Regions from separate parts of the Homo sapiens genome. Here all the other regions are linked to region 2. A link is a loop called in an ENCODE intact Hi-C map of the cell type or tissue named here. Cell type or tissue: mammary epithelial cell. All regions are shown on one strand. Each heading gives the region's core, and the rest is flanking DNA. Links, peaks and the distances in the headings are about the cores only.

Region 1 (8,419 bases), core at 1,867-6,866, 340 kb after region 2:
AAGTTCTGGCCAGGGCAATTAGGCAGGAGAAGGAAATAAAGGGTATTCAGTTAGGAAAAGAGGAAGTCAAATTGTCCCTGTTTGCAGATGACATGATTGTATATCTAGAAAACCCCATCGTCTCAGTCCAAAATCTCCTTAAGCTGATAAGCAACTTCAGCAAAGTCTCAGGATACAAAATCAATGTACAAAAATCACAAGCATTCTTATACACCAATAACAGACAAACAGAGGGCCAAATCATGAGTGAACTCCCATTCACAATTGCTTCAAAGAGAATAAAATACTTAGGAATCCAACTTACGAGGGACATGAAGGACCTCTTCAAGGAGAACTACAAACCACTGCTCAAGGAAATAAAAGAGGATACAAACAAATGGAACAACATTCCATGCTCATGGGTAGGAAGAATCAATATCGTGAAAATGGCCATACTGCCCAAGGTAATCTATAGATTCAATGCCATCCCCATCAAGCTACCAATGACTTTCTTCACAGAATTGGAAAAAACTACTTTCAAGTTCATATGGAACCAAAAAAGAGCCCGCATTGCCAAGTCAATCCTAAGCCAAAAGAACAAAGCTGGAGGCATCACACTACCTGACTTCAAACTATACTACAAGGCTACAGTAACCAAAACAGCATGGTACTGGTACCAAAACAGAGATATAGACCAATGGAACAGAACAGAGCCCTCAGAAATAACGCCGCATATCTACAACTATCTGATCTTTGACTAACCTGAGAAAAACAAGCAATGGGGAAATGATTCCCTATTTAATAAATGGTGCTGAGGAAACTGCCTAACCATATGTAGAAAGCTGAAACTGGATCTCTTCCTTACACCTTATACAAAAATCAATTCGAGATGGATTAAAGACATAAACGTTAGACCTAAAACCATAAAAACCCTAGAAGAAAACCTAGGCATTACCATTCAGGACATAGGCATGGGCAAGGACTTCATGTCTAAAACACCAAAAGCAATGGCAACCAAAGCCAAAATTGACAAATGGGATCTCATTAAAATAAAGAGCTTCTGCACAGCAAAAGAAACTACCATCAGAGTCAACAGGCAACCTACAAAATGGGAGAAAATTTTCGCAACCTACTCATCTGACAAAGGGCTAATATCCAGAATCTACAATGAACTCAAACAAATTTACAAGAAAAAAACAAACAACCCCATCAAAAAGTGGGCGAAGGACATGAACAGACACTTCTCAAAAGAAGACATTTATGCAGCCAAAAAACACATGAAAAAATGCTCACCATCACTGGCCATCAGAGAAATGCAAATCAAAACCACAATGAGATACCATCTCACACCAGTTAGAATGGCAATCATTAAAAAGTCAGGAAACGACAGGTGCTAGAGAGGATGTGGAGAAACAGGAACACTTTTACACTGTTGGTGGGACTGTAAACTAGTTCAACCATTGTGGAAGTCAGTGTGGCGACTCCTCAGGGATCTAGAACTAGAAATACCATTTGACCCAGCCATCCCATTACTGGGTATATACCCAAAGGACTATAAATCATGCTGCTATAAAGACACATGCACACGTATGTTTACTGCGGCACTATTCACAATAGCAAAGACTTGGAACCAACCCAAATGTCCAACAATGATAGACTGGATTAAGAAAATGTGGCACATATACACCATGGAATACTATGCAGCCATGAAAAAGGATGAGTTCATGTCCTTTGTAGGGACATGGGTGAAATTGGAAATCATCATTCTCAGTAAACTATCACAAGAACAAAAAACCAAACACTGCATATTCTCACTCACGGGGGAATTGAACAATGAGAACACATGGACACAGGAAGGGGAACATCACACTCTGGGGACTGTTGTGGGGTAGGGGGAGGTGGGAGGGGGGAGGGATAGCATTGGGAGATATACCTAATGCTAGATGATGAGTTAGTGGGTGCAGCGCACCAGCATGGCACGTGTATACATATGTAACTAACCTGCACATTGTGCACATGTACCCTAAAACTTAAAGTATAATAATAATAAATAAATAAAAAAGAAAAAAAAAATAGAGAGAGATGGCATTTATAGTAGATTAAGTAGATTTTCTTTTATTGCTTTAATAGTTCCCAGGCACCATTTGCTTTTGCTTTTCCAACCAGCACAAGTGATCAGAAAATGATTAGAATTTCTCCTGCAGATGAAATTCAGATTTTGCATTTGTGCTGTTTTATGAGCTGAGACTATCTTAAGAGCCAATTTATGGTTTTCTCTACTAAAATTAGATTTTTAAAAAATAAGGATATACAGCAATTGGAGGATGCCATTAACAACTTGCCCTAAGGCAATAATATACTGTGTTTACCATTTTCTTTTTTAAGAAATTAGCCTTAAGTTGATATCATTTAGAGGAGAGCTATGTTCCAGTTCATTCAACAAAAGCAGAACTGAGACATCTTCTGTGGAGTTTAGCAGAACTACTGGAGCATTTGCCCAGGACTTTCTCCTCAAGGTCAGGCTGTTTCCAGAAGCCTTGAATCTCAGATCTATTCATTCCCAAAGCACTGCCCTTTTGAACATTTTCCTCTCCTGAAATTTAAACCTTTAGGAGCTCTGATATTCCCTCTCTTCTCTCTCAGCCTGGAGAATCCCATTAGTAAAGCTGTTATCGAATCACACCAGAGCTTTCCATCCAGCCCAGTCCTCACCAAAGACTCACAAATCTGAGGCTATGCAAAGTTAGCTCAAAATGTATGTACCTCTATCTCTGAGCCAGGTTACATCTAGTGATGCACAACTTTCAGGCTAAGAAGAAGCCATTCTTCCTAAGAAGAATAACAGCATTCATTCTTTTCTTATCACTCAAAGCAAGGCATTATGTTGATTGGTTCAATAGAGATTGCTTTTGTCCTCAGAAATAATGCTGTGTTGTTCCTGTCCCTGAACTACAGGAACCTACTGGCATCGATTTGCCGCTGCTGGATCCTGCGAACACCATCACCACGGTCACGGGGCCCAGTGCTTTCAGCATCCCTCTCCCTATCCGGCAGAAGCTCTGTAGCAGCCTGGATGCCCCCCAGACGAGAGGCCATGACTGGAGGATGCTGGCCCATAAGCTGAACCTGGACAGGTGGGTATGGTCTGGCCCCAAGACTAGCTTCTTTCTGTTAGTGCCCTCCAGGACCGATAACTATTAGACGTAGGGTTAGCTTCATTTTTTTTTCCATCCACACATCTATTTAATTTTTCATTTTGCAAATATGCATTAAGCTCTGTCCTTGTACCTTGCACTACGGGCTTGCAAAGAGTGCTAAGAGACATTCTGAGCTTATCTGGCATTGGTAAGTATCAAGTTTTGTGATGCACTTTGCCAAGCTGATGGGCTAAATTCCCCAAATCATATAGCCATTCACTACCGTAGTTATTGCTCCTCCTCTGCAGTTGAGCAGGACCTAATGTTTGATTAATAATTAGCATGCCAACACAGCACTGATATTAAGTTATAAAGAGACCTCTGGAGCGTCTACTTTGTGGAGTGTCACCGTCACTACCAAACATAACATGTGGCATGACCTGTCAAAGATCATCCAAGCCTGGACTAGAAAGAAAACATAAGTCTCTTGATTTCCTGTTTAGAATATGACCCATAGACATCTTGTCTCTTAAATTATCTCACTCAGAGCTGAGGTTCACAAAGTTAAACATCACATCCCCTGTCTGGGGCTGATCTAATTAAGCATGGGCTAGTTATTTAGGATGGCTCACTGTCAGCCACAATGGGACCAGGAAACTTAAAGACAAGTAGAGAGACAGAAAGGTTTAGCTGAGGAAAAATAGATATGTAAGTCACACTGTTGAGCACATTTTCTCTTTCCCAATTACAGGTACTTGAATTACTTTGCCACCAAATCCAGCCCAACTGGCGTAATCCTGGATCTTTGGGAAGCACAGAACTTCCCAGATGGAAACCTGAGCATGCTGGCAGCTGTCTTGGAAGAAATGGGAAGACATGAAACGGTGGTGTCCTTAGCAGCAGAAGGGCAGTATTAACCACCATGCTGGAAGGGGAAATGAAGGACAAAAATGCACAGGGAGTCTGTGGCCGTCCAGGTGAATCACAGCTGAGGAGGAAATCCAGATGAGACCAATGCACTTCACAGGCAAGACTGCAGCAGGAGCCAGAAGGAAAACAGATACAACTGCCCATGTACATGCCCACTTTACTCGGACATCATCACGGGAGTTAAGAAAAATTGTGTAAATTTGTACCTTGAATTTAGCTATCAACCTAATTTTCCTCTTAGTTGGGCTGTATGCTGTGTGGTACAGGATCTTACAGTTTCCTAGGAAACGCTTTTTATTGCTATCCAGATATATGGATAAACTTTCTTAACAAACCCAATTTCTACAAATGTTGTTTACATCAAATTGGACAGGGATGCAGACACTGTCCATGGCTCGTTCTATTTTTGTTCAAATCATTTGAAGTTGAAGCTGTGGACGGTTTGTTGTGTCTATTTCAGATTAGTAATTTACAGAGAAATCACAGACTTTTGCTACAAATCGTGTGCATCAAGTGTCTCAGATAATCCTCCCATCAGTGTTCTGTTTCTAGAACTTGTAGAACCAGTGTTACTGTTTGTATCAGGGAAGTGGAGAATCTAAGTGTAAAAAAGAAATAACTAAGACTCCTATTCCTTGGAGGGACCCTTCTGGTGCCCTTTGGGAATAAAGCTGTAGCACTGCAGGGAAGACAGTGATTCATGTTCAACCCCACAAACAAGCATTTTTTTCACAACATGTGTGTTTGTTTGTAATATGCAATATGAAGTGTTTTTTTTTAAAGGTATTATTATTATTTACAGGTATTCTGGTAAAATGATTTTTTTAAATTTCTATTTTTGTTAGCAGTGCTGTTTGTTAGTATTTGGTTATTGACTAGACCTGTCCCACCTTTTCACCTATCAAGGTGGGTGTGGTCATCAGTTTAATTCAACATGCATCACTTCCTTGACCTTTTACCTTTCCCTTATTCCACCCCAGAAAGGTGATTGATAAATGCTGAATGGCTTTGTCAGTCTGTTCCTTCAGCTTGCTCAGGCAGGGTCTTTCTTTCTCCTCTGAGGAGTCTTAAGGAGACGTGTTCTCTATTAAGTTCACTTAATATTGCCGTTGTGTGGCCCCACGTCGACTCCCTATGGTGCTCTACTCTAGAGGCAGTGTGGTTGGAGGAATGGACTCTAAACTGGAGATCAAGAAACCAGTTCTCATTGTGGGTCTGTCACTGTCTTGTTGCGCCACCTTGAGAAAGTCATTTAACCACACGACCTCAGTGTCCTCACTAGAAAGTGAAAGGGTGGGATTAGATCATCTCCAAGTTCTGAAATGCTCAACTTCCACCGTGATGCCTCCAGTCTCATTCATCAGTCTGAAGACCACAATGGACTCTGACCTGGATCATCATTTAAAAATCATCAGCTGGTCTTTTGCCCAGGCTATGTTACGCCTTTCAAGTAGTTCTGACAAGGAAGATGATTATTCTAACCAGCATTATGATGTTGTTTGTTTGGCCTGAGTCGCTCTGCATCATTGCATTATGCTGTTCACTGAGAGATGACATCCCTTTATTATCATTTTCTTAGCCTCTCTTGGGATGCCCCTGCCCCCAGCCTTCCTGACTGGTTGCAAATTCTGTTTTTTATTATTGTCTTGGCATCTTGATATCTAGACCACTCCTACAAGTTTATCTGGCAGTAGGAACTTGGTGCATTTTTTTCTACGCTACACCCCCCCACCCTTAATCTTTCTTTGCTGTCATAATATTCAGTAGCATTTATAAAAGCTGTCTAGTTAGCTCTTTAAAAACTTTTGTCCTGCAAAATGTTTGTTAGTCAACACACTACTTTGTGTAAACAACTATTATGTTTCCTTGGGACCATCACAAGCTCTTTAACAAACACAAGGACTCAATTCATTCAGCAGGTGGGGATTAAAGAATCAAAGCCCAGTAGCAAAACCAAAACTGAAGAACAAGCAGACATGTGTATGAATCGGAACCTTTAGAACATGACTGTGGTTTACTTTTAGGCTGGAGGCACACAAGTTGCTGAACAGACTTGAATTATACATGTGCTTCCATCTTTCCATGTTTCCGCTCCTATTTTGGTAGCATCTTGAGATTCCTTGATGCCTCCGCCATCCTCATCCCTGAGGAACTGCTGATACCTTGCTATGGAACCTCTTCTTTCTTTCATGCTTTTTATTCCGTATCTTCTGTTTTGGACATACATACATATATTCTATAAAATCTCTCTCAGCCCACCCCCTGCATTAGGATTTCCATATTTAAAATATTTGTACACTGACTGGGGAAGGGAGAGATTGCACTATAAACAAGTTCAGTGGATGTTTGTAGCAATGAGTAAAACTGTATTCTAAATTAAAAATCAAATATATATACACGCAGTTATACACACACATTTTTTAAAAGGAGGAGGAGGAAAGAGAGCTATTGTCCATTCCTACATTTTGAAATAAACTTGTCAAGATTACGCATCAGTACCAGGGTTGTGGAATCATCTATGGAAATCAAGAACTAGAATCTGAACTGAATGGTCAAAGAAACTTCTATGCCTAGTGAAAACTAGAGGGGAGCAACTATGTAGCTATGAACATGAATCAATTCCATAACTGTTACTAAAAACTTATTTTGACTAAAAAGTCACCAACACAGAACTATTGAACACAAACAGGAATTGTTTGTCTTACTGAAGTCACTGAGAACCCTTGGGGTTCACTTCAGATGCTTTTTTGGTTCAACTTCCCACCACCAGAAAAGGGAAAAGTGATTGATTTCGTGTGTGAGGTACTCATCTGTCAGAACCCTTAATGTTTCCTATTAAGTGAATGACAACTTCCATACATACACTATTTATACCAAATAATTTTCACTACAAATTCTGATTTCCTTCTCCTTTGGAGTAAAGTAATAGCTGTTAGATTGCTTTCAAACTTAGAAGGTCCAGATATAACAGTTCATTTCATAGGAAGCCACTTCATCAACCATTCTATGTGATACATCCTGCTTCTTTCTACACCGCTGGAGAGGCAGTTTGGCTGGTTTCATTTGGATAGAAAAAACTATCATTTGTGCATGCTGCCATCTAGTGGTGTACAACACAATCTAACCTGAGTTTAATATTCACTAGAATGTGTTTGACGAAGGGAATGAAAACCTGTAGAGTTCAAGGACCTTTATGACAAACAGATGTAGGGAAATTTTCACTTCAAATTTATAATTTTCTTATTCTCACTTTTTTTTCATTTGCATCACTCATCTCAATATTAGGTCACTGTGAGCCCAGTACATCAACTCATTCATACACAACATATCTTCAGTTGCTTCTTGTAACAGAACTATGTAAAATCTATATAAAACAGTCTTTGAAGAGTTGTCATTTTTAACACTTATGGTTTTCATTGGGGTTTGTATACTTTAAATCTCCTTTTAGTTCCTTAATATTTATCTTTGGAAATGTAAGAAGTATCTGCTTAGAAAGAAATAAGTCTTATATATGCGAATGGAATACTATGTCTAGGGAAGAGAAAATTGGGGTTGTTAATCAAAGGGAAGAAAGCAGCTTCTTTTCTGCTGAATTTGGGAATCCAAAGGCAGAGGTTTCATCCTGTTTTTATTTTCTTCTTATCACACTCTTTCAAGTTTCCTTAATGTATCTGGAAGGAATAGAAGTTGGATTCAGAATTGATAACTGGCATGGTGATGACAAACCTGTGTAACACCAAGGTTCTCACAGCTAACAGCTGTTTCACAAACGGCATCTTCCAAATGAACAGTCACCTCTGCTATGCAGAAAACCCCCATCCTGCTGTGAGCAAGTTAGGCTCTTCAAGAACTGGACAACTTTTGGGTGAGGTGTTCAATATCAAACTGCATAATCATTAGCCATTTTCATATATACTATTTTATAGATTTAAGTCTCTCAACTATCAAAAAGTAGAGCGATTTTCAGGAGAAAAAAGTCGTGGGGACTGAGTTCAGGACACCCTGAAACTATGCGACCAGTAATTTTTTTAAGGTATTTTTTCCTACAAGTAAGGTATCTGAAAAGTCAACGTTTTGAGGGTGGAATCAAGACTTTTCACTTCTCCTGGCAAAGAGCAACAAGGCTCTTGTCTCGTGTCCTTCTGTGTGTCTCTGTCAGGATCACAGCAGCTGTGCTCTTGGTCTGCTTACTCCTCTGTAATCCACGTATGCAGAAGGGAGTTAATAAGGTGATCACCATCTCCCCAGAATTCAAAGGTCTTTGCCTCTATAAGGTCTGCCCCTATGGGGCCAGGAAAATATAAACCTATATAAGGACTTGCAAGAGAGCATAAAGAAGGTAGAAAAGGTTTACTTGTTGGGTTTTCAAGCCT
Region 2 (8,419 bases), core at 2,150-7,149:
ATATAGTCCTTTGCAAATTAGATATATTTAAGATCTTTCATTATGGAGATGGAGAAATATCAAGGAATATATCACCATTTAAATATCTCCTCATTTAGGGCCAGGCATGGTGGCTCATGGCTGTAATCCCAGCACTTTGGGAGGCTGAGGCAGGTGGATCACAAGGTCAGGAGTTCAAGACCAGTCTGGCCAACATGGTGAAACCCCGTCTCTACCAAAAATACAAAAAATTAGCCAGGCATGGTGGCACCCACCTATAATCCCAGCTACTTGGGAGGCTGAGGCAGGAGAATGGCTTGAACCCAGGAGGCAGAGGTTGCAGTGAGCCAAGATCTCGCCATTGCACACCAGCCTGGATGACAGAGCAAGACTCCATCTCAAGGAAAAATATATATATATGTGTATATATGTATATATATATATAAAATAAATAAATAAATATATTTATATTGCTGCTCTTATAGAACACACAGGCTAATGTAAGAGATAAACACTAAAGAGATATATAGAAAGGAATTTAATTGTAATTGTGATAAGTACCTTGAAGGAAAGATACAGTAAATTATAGAAGTATATAATAACTGGTGGAGATTGCCAAAGAAGGCGTCTCAGAGATGATTTAACCTCTAAGAGAGTTCAAAGAATTAAGGCCAATAGAACTATAAAATTTTGTAAATTGGTCAAAGCATACCAAGTTCACCCACATCTCTGAAATATCTGAACTTACTTTATATTTATACCTAATTAAGGAGCCTAGATTATTTCTGGTCTTCCCTTAATTTATATGCACAAACTGAATATAGACATTTAAATATAAATACAAATTTTGTTACTATTCCTTAACCAGTCAAGCTTATCTATAACAGATTTGATACTGGGTTGTTATTTACTATTGACAATTTTTGAACAATTATCTTGTATGAACATGTTCTGTGGAATGAGACGATGGAAAAATGAGGAAAATGTTACTGTGGAAATGACAACACTGGTTATTCTCAGAAAGCTTCTTTGAGAAACAGGGAGTTTATTTATGGCTAATTTAGCGAATTTGATATTGATTCTGAAGTATACCATCTGCCCAGATCATGGGGTAGCACATATTTTATATAACCCCAAATTATTCAAGTGATGGGCTTTAAAGTTTAAAAGAAAGTTAGGTTAAGCAATTTATGAGCTCTAAAATTAAAATCTATGTATTCGCAAAACAAATGAATTTCCCAAATAAGTTAGACATACATTTAAGAGACTTGTCATGATGGTTGACAATACATGAGCGTCCAAGAAAAATATATCGAAGTTTGAATATTTCAAACTCCCAGAATATTCAAAAGGCTTTTGCCAGCCTGCTCTAAAGCTGTTGCGTTAATGCCTGCCCCTCCTTCACCTGTTTCTCTCTTAAATTTGATGTGATCTATCTATGTATGTCTATATATTCAGCAATACAAATAAAATAATTGAAATTTACATTTTAATGTGTTGTCTTCATGTGTCTTGATAATATATATTAAGCTTGAATTTTGTGAGGAAATTAATATGATTTACTAAGAAAATTTCAGCAAAATTTGTCTATTAATGAGGGGAAAGGAAAAGTAGAGGTCATACTTAATAATGCTGACAGATCTTTATGTTTCTAAAAGATTTCAGTCTACATCAGTGGAAGCAATGTATATTAGAATGTATTTGTTTATCCAACCATTACCTTCTTATCACATTAGGAATGAAGGCACCACTTAGCACACTGGGCTGGTGTGCGCCTGGCATTCTGAACCTTAATCTGACTAATGCTCCCATTGCAAGATGTAAATAGATTACAAAGAAAAATTCAATATTTTCTCCCTTCTCCCACCAGAGCAGCCCACATTAGTTGTTTCCTGCCATATAATTGCATTACATGCCGGGATGTAATCCATGGTTAATGGCAGTCACAGTCAACTGTCACTTTGCTTTTAGCCTCGGTCATTCAGTATGATTTACATATTTAGCAACCATGACGAGACCTAGATTTGTCAAACCACTTGTGGAGGTTGTGATGCTAACTGCTACCAAGAAAATTTTTGTTGTTGTTGTTGAAGGACATCTTTGCAGGCGGTAATGCACGTAGATGCAGAGCATCTGTAATGTAAATTAATTAATTTATCAAGTATTTTTGTGTCCTTAAAAATATTTACTACATTACTGGATTAATACTTCTGATTAATAATTTTCATTACCTGGAAATTAATTTTTGTTTTAGTTTCTTATCAATTAAACAAACTTTTAAAAATAAAAAAATTACTTTTGCTTAGTAGTAACAAACATATAAACTTGTCTCCATAAACCTGGCATAAAAATGTTGAAAATCTAATTTATCACAGCTATTAACAAAACATATAATTGCATATAATAAATCTTTGAACCCCATTGAAATGTCAGAGATGGTAAATTTTAGGAGATTTTGTTATGTAAAATTGATATCAATTTAAATGCACTTAAGTCATTTAGTTATTCATATGAAACTCTCCTCCCTGGGGTAACTTGAATGCCCAAAGATTGGCAGAATGAAAGGTGAAGGCCTCTCATTGCTTTATTTTATACATGAACTCTCTTTTCAGAACCATGCCTGGTTTCCCATAACACATCGTTCTGGGAGAAGAGGGTTAAACAATTATTAGCTGTGAGTGAGGAATTCTTATTGTTTGGTTGAAAATAGTCCATCCAGTTTCTTTGTAAAAATCCCGATGATCTGTAAGCCTAAGAATAATTGCCTTACTCCAATCCACTTCTCATACCTTCATCAGAGTGGTGTGCCTGTGTGTATGAATATGTATGTAAAATACAAAAGTAATGATTTTTTACTTTATTTTTGCACAATTTTCGTGTGTTCCCTCATCAAGTTCCAGCTTGAACCTTTAAATGTTTCCTATCGCCAACTTAAAGGAAATCACAGTTCCCTGTAGGAATGGGGCATGCCAGGTCCTCCACCTTCTCGCTCCTGCCTCCTGCCTCCTTCTCCAGACCCATTTTCATTTCCATATTCCACTTACAGTGCCATGTTCTCCCAGCACTTGGTGCCCAGTGTCTGATATGCTACTTCCTTCGCATCTAACAAGTAGTCACATACCCTTCAAGTTTCTGCCAAAACAAGATGATCTGAACAAAGCAACCTTCTTCCCTTGAATCTTCTTCCAGACAATACCCAGAATGTAGCCCCTTCCCCAACTTCCTCAGAAGAAAACTTCCACCTCTTCATTTCCACAGTAATTGGTACATATTTAAATTTGTATTGATTTTTTTTTCCATTGCATTGGTCTGAATGTCGACATCTTTCTCCCACATGTACGAGAAAACCCTTCAAGGGAAGGGAGTGTTGATCAGCTTTATCTCCTATGCATCTAGCAGGGGACCTAGCTAAAATGAAAGCTGCGTTGAGAGCAGATCTGGTTACTGTTGTATCCATGAAACCTAAATAGAGGTTATGCAAGTATCTGCTGAAGGAATGAATCAGTGTACCTACTAAGTGAAGAGATGTGGATTGTGTTCTGGTGGTTCAACATTTCTCTATCAATTTCTGTATCTTGGTGTTCATTGTTTTCCTCCATGTAATTTAATTATGTTGGACATTTAACACTTTTAATACTAATGGCATGTGGAGGAGAGGCAGCTTCCATTTTTCCTAATAATTCAGCAGAGCATTTCTATTATGTCTAGCCTGCCATAAAAATGTTGACGTCAGAAAACACTTTGATCCTGATATTAACACTTTGATCCTGATATTAACCCGATATTAACAAAAGCAATCTTTTGTTAAAGAACCCCCCGACAAATACAATTAAAAATATGCAAGTGTTGCTAAACTCTCCTTTGTGGTGCTTAGGTTTGTCTTCTGCCCTGATATTATTAGCTTCTGCTAATTTGACAAGGTCAGCAGTGGCACTATCTGCCTTGCCATTATCAAAGGTTGTAAGGCATTTCTCTTGGATGAATCACAAAATCATTAACTTCTCTATCACTGAAAGAGCTTCCCAGCTATTCTTTCTGTCTTTCTGAATCAATATCCCCAGGGTATCAGTGTCCTTTTATATTCAACAGAAATTATGAAATCATTCCACCCGTTTCTCAGGGCACTAGCTAATGGGGACCTGAAGAAGACTTTAATTGTCTCTGACAACAACTCAACCACTTTTTTCTTCATATGTGGATCCTGTTCTGCCCAGTAAAAGAAGGGACAAACCAAGTTAGGAAAATGCCGAGGCAAATTTCGGACAGTGTTGAAGAATATTCCACAGGCTTTTATTAAACTCCCATTCTATGGAGATTATATAACATTCATTAATGTACTTTATACCAAAAGATGTTCCTTGATTTTCAGTGTCAGAGATGTCCAAGTTACTGTATGACAACTTGCCTGGGAAAGTCTGGTTATTTGATTTTTCTACAGCACACTACCCTTAAGGTAAAAATTTAAAGATAATAAATTCTGAAGGACTAAATAACATTAAAGGAATGTATTAAAACCATTTTCAAATCTATATGCCTATGTGTATATGAAGAGAGAACTAGTACAGAGATATATGTATATGACTTGCTTTAATTCTGTATTCTCAGTGGCTGGTACACAGTGGGCACTGAAAAAATAGTTTTGAATAAAAAATTAAGGAAAAAAAGAATGATTATTAGCTATAGCTAGTGTTTTTAAGGCAGCTATAGTCATTCACGTATTTATAACTGAGAGCAGAGTGTGGCTTGCCCTCTAGTGGTCTGTTTTAGCGAACTTTAATCCTGGCCTTTGAAAGATAAATATTTACTTGATAATAGTAAAGTATTTATAGTAAAATATTTACAAATGGATGGTAAAATAATTTTCATTTTTAATAAACATATGTCTAATAAAGCTTTCTTTTGTCCATTTTAAAATTTTATGGTGAAACATCAAAGAGAATTTGGAAAACTAGAAATAAAAGGACTTTACCTTTTAGAAAAATGAAAATATTTAATATATGACATTGATATTTTAAGCCATATATTATTGTTTTTTAGTTATACTTCCAATTTCTGTGCCTTACGTAAAATACGGAGAGGACTTTAAATTGTTTTTCCTGTCTTCTATTACATGTCAAGTGTTTCACAGATGGAAAACAGAATCTATCTAACAATATTGTAATTATCGACGTGAAACGCAAACGCACTCTTCTTTTGGAATGTTCTAATTATGGCTACTTAGGAAACTACTGACAATTTATATACTAGTGTGGCTGATTAATACTTACCTTTTCATGTTATTTATATTGTTTATATTTGATTACTATTATGCAAATAATTATTTGAATTAAAATGGCCTGCTACTCTAACATCAAATATAATAATATACTGAGAATACAATTAAATGAACATACATAAACACATTTCACGAAATGTATTTTTCTCTCAAGAATTCACTAATTATCTAGTAATTGTGTTCAGTCTAGGTAGTTGCAGTTATTTTTAAATGAATTAATAACAGGGTACACACATTTTAAATAATATTTTAAGCAACAGGCATTTAATCAGTTATGTAAAAGAATGGATGTCAAGCTTCAGATTTTTTATTAAATTTCTTCATCTTATTTGTTGATTTTAGCATCTTTCTTTATTTTAGTTTATGATTTATATAATAGAAATAAAGGTGGAATTTTTCTAGCTACAATTCAGGGCCTAGAAATTAGGAGTTGAGGGCTGAAATATGTGCAAAGGAGCATAGAATTATAGACTAAGATTCTGTGAGGAATCAAAACTTTAGTCTGTATTGCACTATACTCTGACTTACTATCATCAGATATAACATTAATAGTTATATTGAAAAGTATAGGTACAGACTGCAAAAAAATGTATGGTTACTAGAAAAAAACTACAAAAAAATTTTCTCTGGGCTTCAAAGTTTTTAATTGTGATAATAATCGAGAATAAACTTAATCAGATGTTATTAAATATTTTTTATTTTTGGTATTCCACTTATATATGTCAAAATTCCTACTTGTTAGAAAATTAAGCTTTTCACTCAATTCTCCCAGATTTACTTAAACTCATTTTTGAAATTCAGCATTATGTAGGAATGCTACATATCATTTCCATAGGAAATTGTGACTGTAACACCAGTTTCAAAATTAAAATGATTTTCAGTTCTCTTCCTGAATCTAGAATATTCATGTCTAGATTTCTAATAGTTTCTGGAAGAAAGAAGATGTTTACTCCTCCAATAAATTTGGGATACTATATTAAAAATATTCTTTACTGTAGGACATCTCAAGGCCCATTAAAATTAATGTGTAATATTAATCTCCAAGATGGGTTATAACATACAGCTCATTCTCAAGTTATTTGAGGATTCCTTTTTCTAGAAACTTTGACCAATACCAAATGCTGATCTGGTTTTTTCCTTTTTGGGAACAAACTAGACTTGAGTAAGTCACTGAAAAATGAGTAACAGTAAAAATGGAGAGAAACGAAAACACATCAAAGAAAGAGGGACATAATGAGTCACAGCATGAATAAAAACATAATTTCAAAGGGCATTTTTTTTAGTTCAGCCTGTCTGGAGCAGAGAATTCATATTGACAAATACTGTTTATTGAATTTGAGCCAATAACAAGATCAGATTGTACAGAGTCTAATTGCCAGGTTAAGGGATTTAGGCTTTATCATATAATGTACAAGAAGCCATTACAAGTTTTTAATAAAATAGATGATAATGTCCATCATTTATTAAGCACTTGTCTTAGAAGCTTTTCTAAGTGCTTTCCCTGTATTAACTCATTTATTTCTCTCAACAGTCCTTTGGTGTAGGTAGAGAATAACGGAACAAAATGTCAATTAACTTTCCCAGGGTCTATAGCCTAGTGGATGTTGGAGCTGGCATGTGTAGATCCCTAAGCAGTGTAATTCCAGAATTGTTGCCTTTAAACCCTATTCTATGGTATAAAGAGTATCCTGTATAGGGAGATTAATCTGGAACCATATGAAGGATGGATCCAAGAAGCAGAAGACTGGAAGAAAAATTGGTTGGTCAGGAGGCTTTTCCAATAAACCAAGTGTGAGATCCTAAAGTGTTTAATGGGATGCCAAGAGGAATGGAAAGAAAAGGGTGAGGTTTAGAGATTCAAAGAAGGTAACATTGATACTAAACATTTGACTTAATTCATGGCTTCACATTGATCCAGGGAAGTGGAGTTCCCTGTATGCGTTTTAGCTGATGGTAGCATTAACAACAAGATGACAGAGAAATTATGATACCACTGACAAAACTGAGGAACTCATACAGAAGAAACAGTCATAGGGGAAGACGATGAGTCTGAGTTTTGAAGATCTTTAGTTGGAAATGATGTCAGCATACTAGAATTATGTGACTCTATATCGAGAGGAATAAATGGCTATACATAGAGACTTGGAGTCTTCAGCACCAACATGATGGTTGTGATCAGGGGAGGCTACGAATTTTTTCAGGACAAGGATGAGACAGGAAGAGCTGAGGCTAGAGAATGGGTCTTGGGATCCGCTAAGTGCTACAAGTGTGTAGAGGAAGAAAAATCAGAGAGGAAACTAATATTTTAAAAAGGAAATTGTAATGTTGCAGAGCCATGTAGACAAATATCCTTAAAATGATGACATGCAACACTGTAAAAAAGGACAAAAAAGAGAACCAGGAAGAGGGGTGGCAGTTAAACCATCTCATTGGTTTGGACTGTTTAGATGTTGTTAAAAAGAATTCAGTGAGTCATTCCAGAGTTAGCAGCTGTCGTTTATCTATCCTAATTATCTAATGGTGCCTCATTAGCTCATTTTTTCTGGTCAGTTTAAATAGATAAACACTTTCCTTTGTATCTGCTGATTAATTTACTTGGTATGATATTATATTAAAGAAGAATTGAAAATGATTATTCTCCCATCATTTAAAAAAGTATGTTTGATAGTTTCAAATTCATGAGAGTAAAAACTTGGAAAACTGAAGAATGCAACACATTTATCAAATTCCTGGACGTTTGTTGACTTCCTACTCTGCTTCTAAAATTGTAATGATTTTCAGGTGATTTAAGTGCAATTTCTAGTCATTTAGTGTATATGTGTGTTTCTGTGTATATGCACATACTATTTATTATTTGTTATTTGTATTATACCTTGCATGTATAATATTTATTAATATCTTACTTACATTTATTAATATAAATAACCCTTAAAATCAAATGTACCCTCAACATCAAAAAGTGAAGGCATTAGAAGAGAGTAATAGTGAAAGAAAATCAGATGTATCCTGGATATTATCATTGGCATATAATATATATATTATTATCACCATATTGTGTGTATATATATGAAAGTATTTATTAGTTTTCTTAATGCAGTACAGCTATTTAACAACCCCAGATTGCTAAGGTTGTTACTGATTAATTTTTCCCAGATTTACCATCTG
Region 3 (8,419 bases), core at 1,867-6,866, 840 kb before region 2:
TCAATATTATTATCTTTAAAGCAAAATTAGAGATGCTTCTGTTCTCAAGATGTTGGGATATCAGGACACTCCCAAGTCTGGGTCTATTTAGTAAATGTTATCAATCTGTTCCCCTAACCATAAACTTCTAGAGGCTAGGAATACCACACTTTCTGGGAATGCAGCCCAGCAAGTCCCAGCCTTATTTTTCCTAGCTCTCACTCAAGATGTAATCACTGTGATTTGAATGCCTCTGACAAAAGAACAACTTTTATTTTGCTTTTTTGCACTTGGCAAGTTAAACCAAAATGAGAAATAGTTGACTTTCTGACCTTAGCCAACCAAAGACTGCATAGAGACAACTGTCTGGTCATTCTAATTGGGGAATAGTAAAAGAAAAAAAATCACAAGGCTTCAACTAACTCTATGCTAAATTGGGCAAGTTACTATTTAGCTTTTGAGCAAAAGTATTTGTATGAATGAATTAATACTGAGACAGGTAACCTGGCTGGTTTCTTGTTTTGAAGTGATTTAGAGCAAAAAGAACAAAAGCCCCTTACTCAAGCTGTAGCTCACCTAACTTCCAGCCAGTCAAGCATCAACAAAAGACCCAAGAATTATTAACAGCAAGTTCCTGGTTTAGATGACTAACGACTTCCACAGGACCCTGCATGCACAGTCTGCCTTAAACCTCAACTTGTAGTTACCTCTTACTCATTTTAATGCTAAAAGTCATGACCAGGGATGGAGATTTAAAATGTTAATATTATATGCAATGTATGAAGAATCATGTAAAGCCACTGCTCAAGTGCTAGAGAAATCCCGCCTATACATAGCCTGGTGAAACCTTTCCCTATAGAAAGACTTATAAAACTAACCCACATACTATCTTCCAGGGAGCAACTTGCCTTGTCCTTTCACGGTGCTGACTTCCTTGTGCACAAGCTTTAAATAAACTTTTCTGTTTCTCTTTGCTGCTATGTCTGGTGGTCTCTCTTGATTTCTATCCTGGGGGGTTATAAGAACCCAGGAGCACTGGTAACAATACCACTAAAATTTACTAAATTCTTGGAAAGTAGAATTAAAGAAGTAAAATAGCTACATAAAAGTGTTTCATAAATTAGAAAATTGTTTGTATAGTTTAGGTATTAATATTATTATTATTAAGGTGATTGGATTATGCAGAAAAAAACAAATAATGACAAATATTTAGAAAACCAGCCTACACAGGCTGACCAGACTTCTTTTTCTGGTAAGACAGTGTAGTACAGTGACAGATGCACCGCAAGACTCCAGAATGAGAAAGTATGAAACAGTTCACCTGACAGATCCCAGGGCAGTAAAATGCTGTCATATTTTCTCTTATAGTGAGTAGATTACTAAGATGGCAGTCTTTGAGTGCAATAGAACCTGTGACTTGTGTCTAGCCAATAGAAGGTGGAAAAAGTAGTGAGATAGTCACTTGAATGATTAGATTATACATTCCATTTTTAGCTTACTTGAGTGAGAACTTCTATTGGCTTTGAAAAAATAAGTAGCTATGTTTTTAATGACCCCTAAGCAGGCCACATAACAGGCAACAAAGTATAAGGGGGCTCCTAGGATCTGAGAGCATTTCCTGGTTGATAGCCAGCAAGGAAGTAACAATTTCAGTCAATGTAACAATAAGGAACTGAATTCAGCACAACCACATGAGTTTGGAAAAGAATCCGGAGTACCAGAAAAGAAAGCGGTCTGGCCTGTATTTAGATTGCCACCTTGGGACACCCTGAGCAGAGGACCTGAACTTTTGACTCCAAACCAGAGAGATAATGAATAGATGTGGTTTCAAGCTGCTAAGTTTTTGATGGGGTGTTATGATGCAACATAGAAACTAATACACCTAGTAGTGAAAGGATTCAATCTATCCAGTAAGACAAAAAGGTTTAACTCATATTTTATAGACAGGGAAGCATTTTTATCCAGAAAAAAAATCTTATAATGAGAGGGCTTGGGGCTAGTCTATAAAAACAAAAAACAAAGCGAAAAACACAAAACACACAAGCAGTAAGAGAAATAGCAAATGAATTGCAATGTTACGTTGACATAGTCTATATAGTTGAGTTTGAAGGAATCTATTAAAGAGTTATTTAGTTGCTACTACAACATAAATTGCAAGCTTTTCTCTTAAAGGCTACCACCACTTAATGCAAAAAAAAAAAAAAAAAAAAAATCCACTAGGAATAGAAAGCTAAGGAAACCAAACATGAATGGCTATTCTGCAGGATAATTTTATTAATCTTAGACCATGTTTTATTTAGGAAGGTCAACATTTATTATTATTACTTTAATTTTGCTTTAAAAGTATGAAATAAAAGTTTACACATTTCTTTAGAATCATCATAGGGTGTTACTTTTTTGTTGCTAGAAGTAGAGAAGTGTTTGCTAAGTTTCTTTATCAAATTAATGGAAATGTTTTCACATCAAAATACTCTGATCAGAATACTGTAGATTGAATATGTTCACAGCTTGCTTATATAATTATAAGAATATCTACAGAAAATATCTGAGTAATACATATACATGAAGTGGCATGAATAAAACAAATCAAGCCCTTTGAACTAGTTATTCTACAACTGGGAATCTGTCCTAAGGACAGATCTCAAATTTGCAGAGCTTTATTGCAAATACTGATTATTGCTCTATTATAGCAAAAAACTTCAATCAATCTAAATCTCTAAATGTAAAGAAATTATTAACTCTACCAGACATTAAGGGGATTTGGCAAATAGTTTACAATTAGTGAGTTTCTCACATCTCTAAATCTAACTCCTCAGAGGAAGCTCTGGGAAAGAAATTAAGTCCACAACTCACTGCCTTTCCATTTCAGCACCCCTTGTTCTTTCCATACCCTGCTTTGCCCTTGTCTACAGAGCTATCTCCTCCTATAAGAAAAGCTTGATTTAATGATGGTGAACATTTCTAAAGAACATAGTTAATTTTCAAATGGCATATGTGTAAGATTAGACCCTGAAAGTGAGAGTACATTGCATGTGAAAACTTCAAAAAGACCTGTGTGCTTTGGGAGGAGATTTTGTTCAAAGTTAAAGATTTCATTCTCTTCCCAAGTAGGCCAGAGAAAAGAAATCACAGTTACAGCTGCACATGATAGCAGCTGAACAAATCCCTGGCATCGGAAAGTGAAAGTAAATGGTGTTACTTGCATGTTAGCCTGGGAACTGCAAAACATCTCAGGTGGTTATCTTTGAACGAGTGTCTGAGGGAACCTCCTTTCTTTCTTCATTCCAAAGTTACTATCTCTACTCCATAGCTCCAGTGAATTTCTATGTGTTGGAGTCTCTGAGAACAGCCCATACTCCCAGCTCCAAGCCATGAAAAGCATAAGCAGTGGATAAAAAATGAGGGAATCCATGCTCCCTGGATGAGGAGAAAAAGGTTGAGAATTGTTCTCCTACAGTTTCACGTGTATTTCACCTATTAGGTTGATTAAGCAGTTGAGTACTCCAAGAAGACAGAAATAACTAAATAATTACATCTAGTAGACTTACTGCTTATTGATCAAGTAATGATGCATCTTCTTTCCAAAACATGGAAATAGACTCCAATTGATAAAATGCATCTGAAACACCATAAAAAAATACCTGTGAAACTTATTATTTTCCTTGAAAGTAAAATCACTAATTTTTATATGAATAGCATAGCCCTTTCAATTTTTCTGTCATGAATAGTAAGCTTAATTCATAATATTTCATGCTTTCTAGCACTCTTGATGATTTTTCAAAATAAAAATTTAAGCCTTATAAATTATTTATTGGGAATTTAAGTATATACAAGATACTGGGAGAATGCCATTTGTGGTTACATGTAATATTTATATATCAGATATGGATTTTTATATAATTTGAATCAAATGCATGTAACTTTTTTGCAAATTCAAAGCTAAACAATGCTATTCTGAGGCTAATTTTCAATATGTTAAAAAGAAGTCTATGCATTCATTGGTATTTACACTTGAGGAAAATTGGTCAGAAATAACTTAATGCACTCTATATAAGTGCGTCCCTCAAGTAAAAATAACTCTAGCTTTATTTAACCTAAATATAAATCATAAATATTTTGATCTCAAAGCGTTCAAATACTATTCCTTTTACATTTGCCATTGAGATGGTAAATACTATACATATCCAACTGTTTCAGGAAAACATGTGGCTTATTCAAGTATTTATTGTAGGGATAAAAATTCTCTTTGCCATTTAAAATTTAGACAATAGGTCTAACTTGAACTGGTTGATTTACTCTTTCAAAGATGAGAATTAACATATCCATTACATGTTTTCTAAAATTAATTCATTGGTTTATTTCTTCATTCAAGTATATATTTAGTCTGGCCTTATATGAAAGGGACAGCTTCAGAAACGTCTTGGTATCTGAAGAGGAATAATGTCTCTAGGTATACATATCTGATCTTCAATCTATTTATTAACTATATCCTTTTTGTATGGATAGGTGTATGGAACACTAAGTGGTCAGTGAGGTATTCTTGATTAAATATTTAAAGAACATTTAAGTCTCTTTAGGATTTTGAATGTTCCCACCACTAAGAAATGATAAATGCTTGAAGCCATGTATATCCTAATTACCCTGATTTGATCATTACACATTTTATACATGTATCAAAATATTCTATACCCAATAAATATGTGCAATTATTACATGTCAAGTAAAAATAATTTTAAAATGTAGCTTAACTGTGTGTTTTCCATTCCTAAATAGCTTTATTTAGGAAATGGTAACATCAATGTACCATGTGATATTCGAGTCCCTTTTAAAAAAGAATAAAAGAGAGAGACTTATTTTTCTAGAATGTGATCTTAGAAGATTCCATATTGGAAACCCCATCAAAAAGAAGTCTAAGTGCTTAACATAATTTGCATTCATCCCTTTACTTGTTTATTATCTGACTTCCCACCAGAGGGCAGGGCGTTCTCAGTTTTGTTAATTGCCATACACCCTCATGGCAGTTAGTAGGTGCTCAAAAAAAAAAAAAAAAGGAATTGATTAATTATGCAATCCAACATTTTTGGATTCTATGTTAAATGATATGATTTAACTGTGCTCGTGCTCACATCCACACAGAACTTTACTGTTTATGACACGTATAACAGGAAATTCTTGTCTGCCTTATGAGTTTGTGCTGTTGATAAGAAGAGTTATCAAGTTGCTGTGAAGTTGAAACATCAGACAATTGCAAACATCTCAACTGACTCAGCAAAAACAAAACCTTTGTGAAAGCATTCTGGCTGCAACTTCTGGGTTTACAATCAACTAGGTTTTATCCACACTGTGATGTGTGAGCAGCAGGTGTCTGAAAGCATCAATTGTCCAGTCAGGCCCCTGTGAGGATGGCAAGAAGCTGTATGATTTCACAGAAACTTATAGTGAAGATGGTGCTAAAAGAACAGGGAGTCTGTTCAAAGGATGTCTTCTGTTTTTAATACATTCTATTAAAAAAAAAACTGCCATTTTAAAAATTGCTAGAATTTTATTGCAAACTACTGTTTCCATTAAAATTTCCTGTAAGGACACTGAAAGAATTTTAAGAAATTTTAAATGCAGTAGTGAACTACACATAGTCTTTTATGAGATTGTACTGACCAGAAAATAGCTGAGACAAGCAACATATGCATTTCACAATTTTAGCATTTCCTATGCATGTAGCCATGTAATCCTGTGTATTCTTCTCTGTATTTTGCCTATATGATAAGCATTGGATAGGAGACCCTAAAAATAATCATTGCTAAATGGGAAAATGTCAAACACTCACAACCAAAATTAATGAAAATTCTAATCTTGAAATATATGAAAAAATATAAATCATAATGAAACTATCAGATAGTTATATTGCTATATAAACTTATAAATACTTGCTATTAAAATAGTACTTGTGTTTATTATGCTCTCACATGTTCGAGTTGTTTGCTTTGAAATTAATATGCATACGTCTTAAAATTACATATGTGTGTAATTACATATAGAAGCTTTATATATATGTGTGTGCATAGATAGGTGGGTGTTCAAACTATATAACATCTTTTCAGGGAAAAAAACAATATCATCCATTTCACGATGTAATCATCACCATAATTTTGTCAGGTTTTTGTTTTAGTGGATTAGTTTTTTTGATATATCAAGATCATTGGAAAATCAGACATGTCAGTTTTATATGCTAACATCAAACACGTGGCTAATAATGCTTGAAAAGACACATTTGGGAAAATTCAAGAAAATAGTATCCAAAGTTAATCAGGCTGCCATATCAATTACCCTAAAATAGTCTAAACTCTCCCTTAAAGCTCTCCCAAAGACTAAGCTACAATCAGGTTTTTAAATTTTTTATTTGTTTATTTATTTATATCATTATGTGTTGCTGAGAGAGCAGTAATTACTTATAAGAGTTTTTCCATTAGCACACTCAGTGAGATTGTAAAAACCCTGAAGGTGAGGGAATAAGCTGAATTCGGTTTTGAAAGAAGATGATATTTCATGTAGAGAGAACAAGGAGCACAAGGGCCTGAAATCAAGCCTGTTGTGTTTGAAGTACAACCAGGGGACTAGGGAGCAGGAGCTGCTCAGCAAGATGGAAAGGGTAATGCACAGAAGAAAGAGGGACCAAATTACAGAGTTCTGCAGGCCATATATTCCAGGTGAGGTGGGGCAACAATAAGAGTTTTGAGCAGAGAAGTGATTATCTGCCTATTTGTTAAGAATAATCCAAAAATCAGTAAGGTGGAAGTTGGAAAATCAGTTAGGAGGTGTTGTTATAATCCAGATAAAAGATTTATTTTCCAAATGTCTAGCCAGTTACTCAATAGCATTTGCTGAGAAAAAAAAAAAATCCGTATTTTCTCTATTGATATTTAATGCTTTCTTCCCTTCTAACTGGATAGGATTACTATAATAATAAAAATAGCTGGATACAGACATGTATACATAACCAGAAATACATCTAAATTTTATGACATATAAAAATAGTCTGTTAAGATATTGATTGTAATTGTGTTGAATTAAGAGATCAGTTTAGTGAAAATAGGCAGCTTTATAATATTGCGACTTGTCACCCAAGAATGAATCATAATCAATGCTCTCTTTTGTGATGAGCCACCACAAGAATGGCTAACCTTTTACAATAAATAACTAACTTGTTTTTGAAAGCTTACTATGTGACAGCCACCATTCTTTTTTTTTTTTTTTTTTTTTTTTTTTGAGATGGAGTCTCACTCTGTCACCAAGGCTGGAGTGCAGTGGCACGATCTTGGCTCACTGCAACCTCCACCTCCTGAGTTCAAGCAATTCTCCTGCCTCATCCTCCCAAGTAGGTGGGATTACAGGCACATGCCACCATGCCCACTAATTTTTTTGTATTTTTAGGAGAAACAGGGTTTCACCATGTTGGCCAGGCTGGTTGCGAACTCCTGACCTCAAATGATCCTCCCCACCTTGGCAACCCTAAGTGCTAGGATTATAGGCATGAGCCACCTGGCCCAGCCACAGCCATCATTCTAATCATTATATGCTTTAATTCGTTTAATGCTCACTCCAACCTTATAAGATAGCTACTATTACTATTACTTCCATTTTATAGATGAAACACTGAGACTTAGAGAGATTAAGTGATTTGTCCAACACCAGACAAAATGCAGACAGACCAGAGCCTTCTGCCACTCGTAGAGCATCTGTTTGGTCTTCTTTCTTACATCTTATCTGACATTTTGTTAATACATCTTCATTTTCTCTTTTTGTTCTGTCTTTTGTTATACGGTCTGTTGCCTCGGAAAAGTTATAATCTGTTATTATTCTGCTAGAAATAATCATTTTTTTTACTTTAAATCATAACTTAAACTTTTTTTCTCTGCTTTAATAACTTTAGATAAAAGTATATGGTATTTTCCTTCTGTGGAAGGTGAGAAAATTGATGAATTAATGAACACTTTCTTCAACCTCTCTTCCCTCACTTTTAATGTGACTGGTGTGTTCTATGGTTTTTGTGTTTTTTTTTTTTTTTTTTTTTATCACAGCCAGTAAAGATAGCTAATACTGGTTATTTTTATATCACATAGTATGTCTTCTCCAATAAATAAGTTGTATTATTCCTTTCTCAATAAAATCATCAGTTATTTAGTTATGCCTATATTTTAGTGTATGTACTTATCTCTTAATACCTTCAGATCCTATCAGGTAATACATTTTAGAAAAAAATTTTATAATCCCCAACTCAAGTTGCCTTAAATTTTTAGAAAATGCATCTTTCATAATTAGAAGCCTACAGATGGTATAGGACCCAAGACCAATGCAATGAACATCAGTCTCAATATCATTGAGGAGCAGATGTGAGGGTGATCTGGCCGTGACATCTGTCACCCCATTGATTGTCAGGGTTGAC

The links. Hi-C counts contacts between places; a loop is a spot of excess contacts. Peaks named below come from ENCODE experiments on the same cell type or tissue, not always from the same donor. Only the 100,000 strongest peaks of a DNase experiment are listed, where the experiment ranks them.
Region 1: a loop joins it to region 2, with 14 times the contacts of the local background. A loop is called at or near these places in 16 of 110 quality-filtered maps.
Region 3: a loop joins it to region 2, with 19 times the contacts of the local background. A loop is called at or near these places in 6 of 110 quality-filtered maps.

What each region holds. Positions count from the first base shown.
Region 1 is chr4:95,164,848-95,173,266 of GRCh38, reverse strand. UNC5C (unc-5 netrin receptor C) reads left to right here. Exons shown (of 16, transcript NM_003728.4): 15 at 2,935-3,113; 16 at 3,868-8,419. The coding sequence ends at 4,033. Among named protein-coding and RNA genes, the nearest start is that of UNC5C, 380 kb to the left of the region's middle. In mammary epithelial cell, for the core only: no CTCF peak of the experiment used is centred there; no DNase peak of the experiment used is centred there.
Region 2 is chr4:95,506,651-95,515,069 of GRCh38, reverse strand. The region is part of intron 1 of UNC5C (unc-5 netrin receptor C); the gene reads left to right. Among named protein-coding and RNA genes, the nearest start is that of UNC5C, 38 kb to the left of the region's middle. In mammary epithelial cell, for the core only: a CTCF peak has its summit at 4,716 (motif pointing left); no DNase peak of the experiment used is centred there; H3K27ac peaks cover 585 bases.
Region 3 is chr4:96,348,982-96,357,400 of GRCh38, reverse strand. The region is part of intron 1 of LINC02267 (long intergenic non-protein coding RNA 2267); the gene reads right to left. It also overlaps the pseudogene RN7SKP28. Among named protein-coding and RNA genes, the nearest start is that of LINC02267, 42 kb to the right of the region's middle. In mammary epithelial cell, for the core only: a CTCF peak has its summit at 4,955 (motif pointing right); no DNase peak of the experiment used is centred there.